Linked DNA regions of Mus musculus: region 2 is linked to region 1. Evidence: chromatin loops called from intact Hi-C (ENCODE). Cell type or tissue: heart. All regions are shown on one strand.

Evidence for each region. Hi-C counts contacts between places; a loop is a spot of excess contacts. Peaks named below come from ENCODE experiments on the same cell type or tissue, not always from the same donor. Only the 100,000 strongest peaks of a DNase experiment are listed, where the experiment ranks them.
Region 2: it touches region 1 in a loop (7-fold over the local background); 7 of 42 quality-filtered maps call a loop at or near these places.

The regions. Positions count from the first base shown.
Region 1 is chr7:118,115,331-118,117,830 of GRCm38, reverse strand. It overlaps Rps15a (ribosomal protein S15A), which reads left to right and starts at 1,684. Exons shown (of 5, transcript NM_170669.2): 1 at 1,684-1,695. In heart, a CTCF peak has its summit at 1,409; a DNase peak (open chromatin) is centred at 1,600; H3K4me3 peaks cover 1,627 bases; H3K27ac peaks cover 1,384 bases.
Region 2 is chr7:116,332,704-116,335,203 of GRCm38, reverse strand. Rps13 (ribosomal protein S13) reads left to right here and starts at 1,014. Exons shown (of 6, transcript NM_026533.3): 1 at 1,014-1,119; 2 at 1,256-1,304; 3 at 1,430-1,508; 4 at 2,106-2,275. The coding sequence starts at 1,097. Snord14a (small nucleolar RNA, C/D box 14A) reads left to right here and starts at 1,947; the gene lies at 1,947-2,033. Gm10589 (a long non-coding RNA gene) reads right to left here and starts at 1,035. Exons shown (of 2, transcript XR_869889.2): 1 at 922-1,035. In heart, no CTCF peak of the experiment used is centred here; a DNase peak (open chromatin) is centred at 1,013; H3K4me3 peaks cover 2,500 bases; H3K27ac peaks cover 2,126 bases.

The sequences.
Region 1 (2,500 bases):
AGCCTGTGGTCCTTTTGTGGGGTGAATTATGACTGGGAATGAAGACTTCCCCTGTTGTGAGAGAAGATGAAGGGGACTCTGGCGGCCAGAGCATGACAAAGATGGTTCTGGCGGGCCTTTTTCTTCTCCCTTCCTCTTTTCTAAAAACTATTAGGTTACATTCCTAAAGCTCTCTTATTTGGTCACTTATTTGCTCACTTCCTTCTGAGGCTGACTACCAAGGTCCAGCTTTCAAAGGATGGAGGTCCAGCAACCAAAAGTCCCCTTGCAGCTACCCTAATTAACGTGTCTAACCAGAGTTAGACACTTCATCCTAACAAGAGGTTTTTTCCCCCTTTACCCTCATAAACTGTCGTTTGCTCAAGGGCCACACCTGTCTCCTCTCTATGCAGAGGCAGTTCTTTGTTCCCAGGACTTACATCCTTTCCCTCCCTCTCCCTTGTTCCCCTCTCCCTCACCTTCTATCTCCTGTCTTTGTCTCTCATTCCCTGTCCTTTGTTCCTCTGGGGGAAATAAATCTTGTGCCAAACACTGCTGAGCACTGCCACATTTGTGTGGTCTCTCAAAAGCTCCTCTGAGTGGTTCTATCATCCCTGTTTTAGAGATGGAGAAACTGATTTGTCCATTCAGTTTTTTCTTCAACTATATGTCGAGGACCTACTATGTGGCAGATGCTTCTCCAGACTTAGTGTGAACAGCAATGAACGAAGCTTCCCGAACCTCTGTAGGCTTGAAGCTTAATGGTCCAGGCTAGGAGTCAACAGATTCACTTGAGGTGTAACCCCAGTTACAGAAGTGAGGCAGACAGATCACAGGGCTGCATAATAGGAGGAGGAGGAGGAGGAGGAGGAGGAGGAGGAGGAGGAGGAGGAGGAGGAGGAGGAGGAGTGTAACCCCAGTTACAAAAGTGAAGCAGACAGATCACAGGGCTGCATAATAAGAGGAGGAGGAGGAAGAAAAGTGGACCTTAAGCCGGGCATGGTGGCACACGCCTTGAATCCCAGCACTCAGGAGGCAGAGGCAAGCGGATTTTTGAGTTCGAGGCCAGCCTGGTCTACAGTGAGTTCCAGGACAGCCAGGGCTATACAGAGAAACCCTGTCTCGAAAAACAAAAAAACAAACAAAAAAAAAAAAAAAAAAAAAAAAGAGAGAGAGAGCGAGAGAAGCGGACCATGGCAGTAATCCCTGTTACTAGTCAAGATTTTCATGACTCCGGGGACAGCATTGGGCCACTACTGGTCTCCAAAAGCCAAATTCAAGCCAAACCAACCAAAACAATAATAACAAAAGCCAAGTGCTGTGATGTTTAATCTCAGCACTGGGAGGCAGAGGCAGGTGGAGGCTAGAAGTCAGCTTGGTCTTCATAGTTCCAGCCCAGCCGAAGCTACCTAGTGAGTTTCATTGTGGCAAACAAAACTAAACGCAAGAACCCGCAGTGGCGTTAATGCCAAAACCCTAGAGGCTGAGGCAGGACTGCCGCGAGTTTCAGAGCGACTAGCAGCCCACCATTTCTAGTTTCATCTGCCCCTCCCAGAGGAGGCCCCGCCCTCGCATTGGTTGTCCTATAAGAAATCACAGGGTTTTGGGTTTTTTTTTTTTAAGTGTGTGACCATGAAGTCTCGCGATAGCGCTTCCGCTTCCCATAATTCCGTGCGTTTGCCCGGCCCACTCTCTTTCTGCCATCTTCCCTCGCCGGTGAGTGAGTGTTTGTGAAACTCCGTGTTCATCCGTGTGGTATCTGTGCCATCCCTTTACCCCGTGTTCGCTTTCGGAGTCCCGTGGGCCTATAGATCCCTGCAGGGGCCGTAGTCTCCGTCTGCCGGGGTCGGGGGCTATGGGTAGCCCTTTGCGGGAGCCGGCCCACTGCAACAGGCCGGGCTCGGCTCGGGCCGGCGGGGACGGTGGCCCGCGTGGGCCCTGCAGCCTCCGGTGTCTGCGGGAGCTCTGGAGTCCCGAGTGTCCCACGCGGCCGTGGCCAGGGTTGGCGCGGGGAGTTAGGCTCAGCCACTCACTGCCGAGTTAGGGAACCACGTCGTGGTTTACTCTTGGCGCGTAAAATACGCCTTGGCAGCGTCCTGAGGAGCCGTGGAGGTAGCCTATGGGTTGTGGCCGTTCAGTAGGCTGGCTGGGCTCCCTGTCACGTACTGCCTCTTCTCCCGAAAGGGGGTGTGTGTGTGTGTCTGTGTGTTAAATGGTTACCTGTAAATGAGTTAAGTCGCGTTAACCTCTTGACACACTGCTGGCTTTGAAAATCTTGGCAGACGGTGCCAGAACTTTTTCCTAATGACAGTTCCCGCACCCCCACTTTCAGTTTGGCTAGCTGGTCGGTCCCACCATTTCGAAGGCTATCTTCTGTGTGGTGAGGCTCGGCTTGTGTCATTCTCTCCCCAGCTATTTTGTGTGGTGGGTGGTATGAATAGGAGTGTCTTGGAGGGCTAGACTCTGAAGAACAGTGCTGAACAGTCGGGAAATTGTAGTGAATTTTTCCTGGTTCTTGGGA
Region 2 (2,500 bases), 1.8 Mb after region 1:
GAATTGAAGCCAAGCTTGATGTTCGGATCACATATCTGGGCTAAAAGTGTGAATCTGGTTAATTAATCAAATACAACTTTGCCAGGAAATAAATACAAATTTGGTTCAAGTTCCCAATGTTTTGGAAAACGTAATTCAACTAGTAATGGGTTAAAAGAACGCAGCTGGGCATGATGGCTCAAACCTTTCATCATCATTTCAGCATTTTTTTAAGAGACAGAGGCAGAAAGACTTAACGTGTGTTTGAAGCAAGCCTGGTCTACAAGGCGAGTTCCTGAACAACCAAAACTACATTGAGGGACCCGGTCTCAAACACAACAAAAAAGAAAACTGGATCAGTATTTCAGTACTGTTTCAAACCTCTCACGCTTCACTTGTCAACAGGGTCTTGTAGATCTGAGTTTCTTGGGTCCATGTCTTTGTTGTTTTTTGTTGCATTTACAATAAATTGTTATATTCACCCATTCTTCGAACGCTCTGTGGTGAACCGGACTAGGACATCCTTAAAAGACCAACTCCCGGGGTAGTCCCTTTCCCCCTCATCTTCTCGAAGCTTCTTTCCTCGTTCCCAACTCTTCTCCGACGGGGGTGAGCGGTTCTGCGCTCCGACCTGTGTAGAAAAGGCGCGCAGACAGGAGGACAGACCCGGGCGGGGCTCGGAAGCCTAGAATTAACGATCTAGAGAGAAGCGCCGGCTGCACCTAGGCTTTGCGATCATCCCACACCGCACGAGTTCGGGGCTGCAGAGGGAGCCCTGAGAAACCCGCAGCTTATCCAAATCCTTCAGCCCAGGACTCGAGCACGCCCTAGGTCCCCTCAGATGCGACTTCCGAAGAGATGTTAGAGACAGACTTGCTGCTCTGGCTAAGAGCAAGACTAGAGACAAGAGTTCAAGGCGTAGCAACCCAGCCATACACTTACCGCCTCGCCGCCATGCCTTCTGGGACGCGTAGTCTCCCGGGCTCCGGTGGCCACACTATGTAGCCCCGCCCCCGCGCGAGAGCAAACGTCGGTGAGTGGCGTCACTTCCTGTGCGGCTTGATTTCCTGTGCCGTTTCCTACCTCGTTCTCTCTTTGCTGCCAGACCTCCGCCATCATGGGTCGCATGCACGCTCCCGGGTGAGCCCGCGGCGCCGACCTTGGTTGCGGGGCTGGGGCGCGGGGCTGAGAGAGGAGGATGCGGGCTGCGGGTGAAGGGACAGTGGGGCTGCTTGGGGCGCGGGCCGCCGCTTTACTTCCTATCTTCTGTTTTCAGGAAGGGCCTGTCCCAGTCGGCGCTGCCCTACCGCCGTAGCGTCCCCACGGTGAGTAGAGGCTGAGGGTTGGAGGGCGGCGTGGGAAGCGATCGGTGCGCGGGAGGATGGGACCCGAAGTGGAAGGTTGCCGCCGTGCTCTCTCATCCTAAGGCCGATTTCTCTTCCATCTGTAGTGGCTGAAGTTGACGTCTGACGACGTGAAGGAACAGATTTACAAATTGGCCAAGAAAGGCCTGACTCCCTCCCAGATAGGTGAGTGTTGATGTAATCTCTTCCTTCTGCTCTCGAGAAACAAATGTGTCTAGTCCGTATGTTAAAAAGGTTCCTCCTGCTTCCACAGCGGAGCAAGGGCTGTCTGGGATTGAGTCACATCTAACTGAATTGATTCTAAGCTGCTCTGACTTTGTACAAATGGGAAATAACTCGTTTCTGGTAGCTTGGCTTCTGAGTCTGGGAATAACTGCTCATCGGAGGAAAATATCCTCTTTAGGATATAAAAAGTTCGCTAGAAATATGCAGAAAAAATCATGTGAAATGGGCTCAGCTGATCTGAAGTAATTTGAGGTTTAAAAGCAATAACATGCAGTTTTAAAGATAGGTACAAATAAATGTTGGGCTGCTTTTAAGTTAATACTAAATATAAAGGTAGAAGTCACATTGTTTCCTCTGGTCAGATGTATTCTGGCAAGCTCACAGTGATGATGGTGTTCCAACATTCGCAGTTTCCACCAGAAGGACTTTCCATGTTGGGTTGACCTTCCTTGGATGTCTGAGTGAGCTGGAAATTTGGAGTTTGGCTGTTAGGGTTTTATCGCATGTGTGTGTGCTTGAGTGTGTTTCTCTTTTCAGGTGTAATCCTGAGGGACTCACACGGGGTGGCCCAGGTCCGTTTTGTGACTGGAAATAAAATCTTGAGAATCCTCAAGTCCAAAGGCCTTGCCCCTGACCTCCCCGAGGATCTCTACCATTTGATTAAGAAAGCTGTTGCTGTCCGAAAGCACCTTGAGAGGAACAGAAAGGTAAGGCGGACAACAAACCAGGTGTTGTGTCGAGACACTTGCGCTGCGGATCTTCAGAGGGGAGAACGCACTTGAGTCCTCTCAGGTGGTTCTGGGTGCTGGCTAATAGTCAACATGATAGTTTCCTAGAAATAGGTGGTTTGATTTTTAGCTCCCCTAAACTATTACATCCAGTTGGTCCCAGGTGCTGGGGCTTTTGTGTAGGTTTGTGGCTATGGGCCTTAT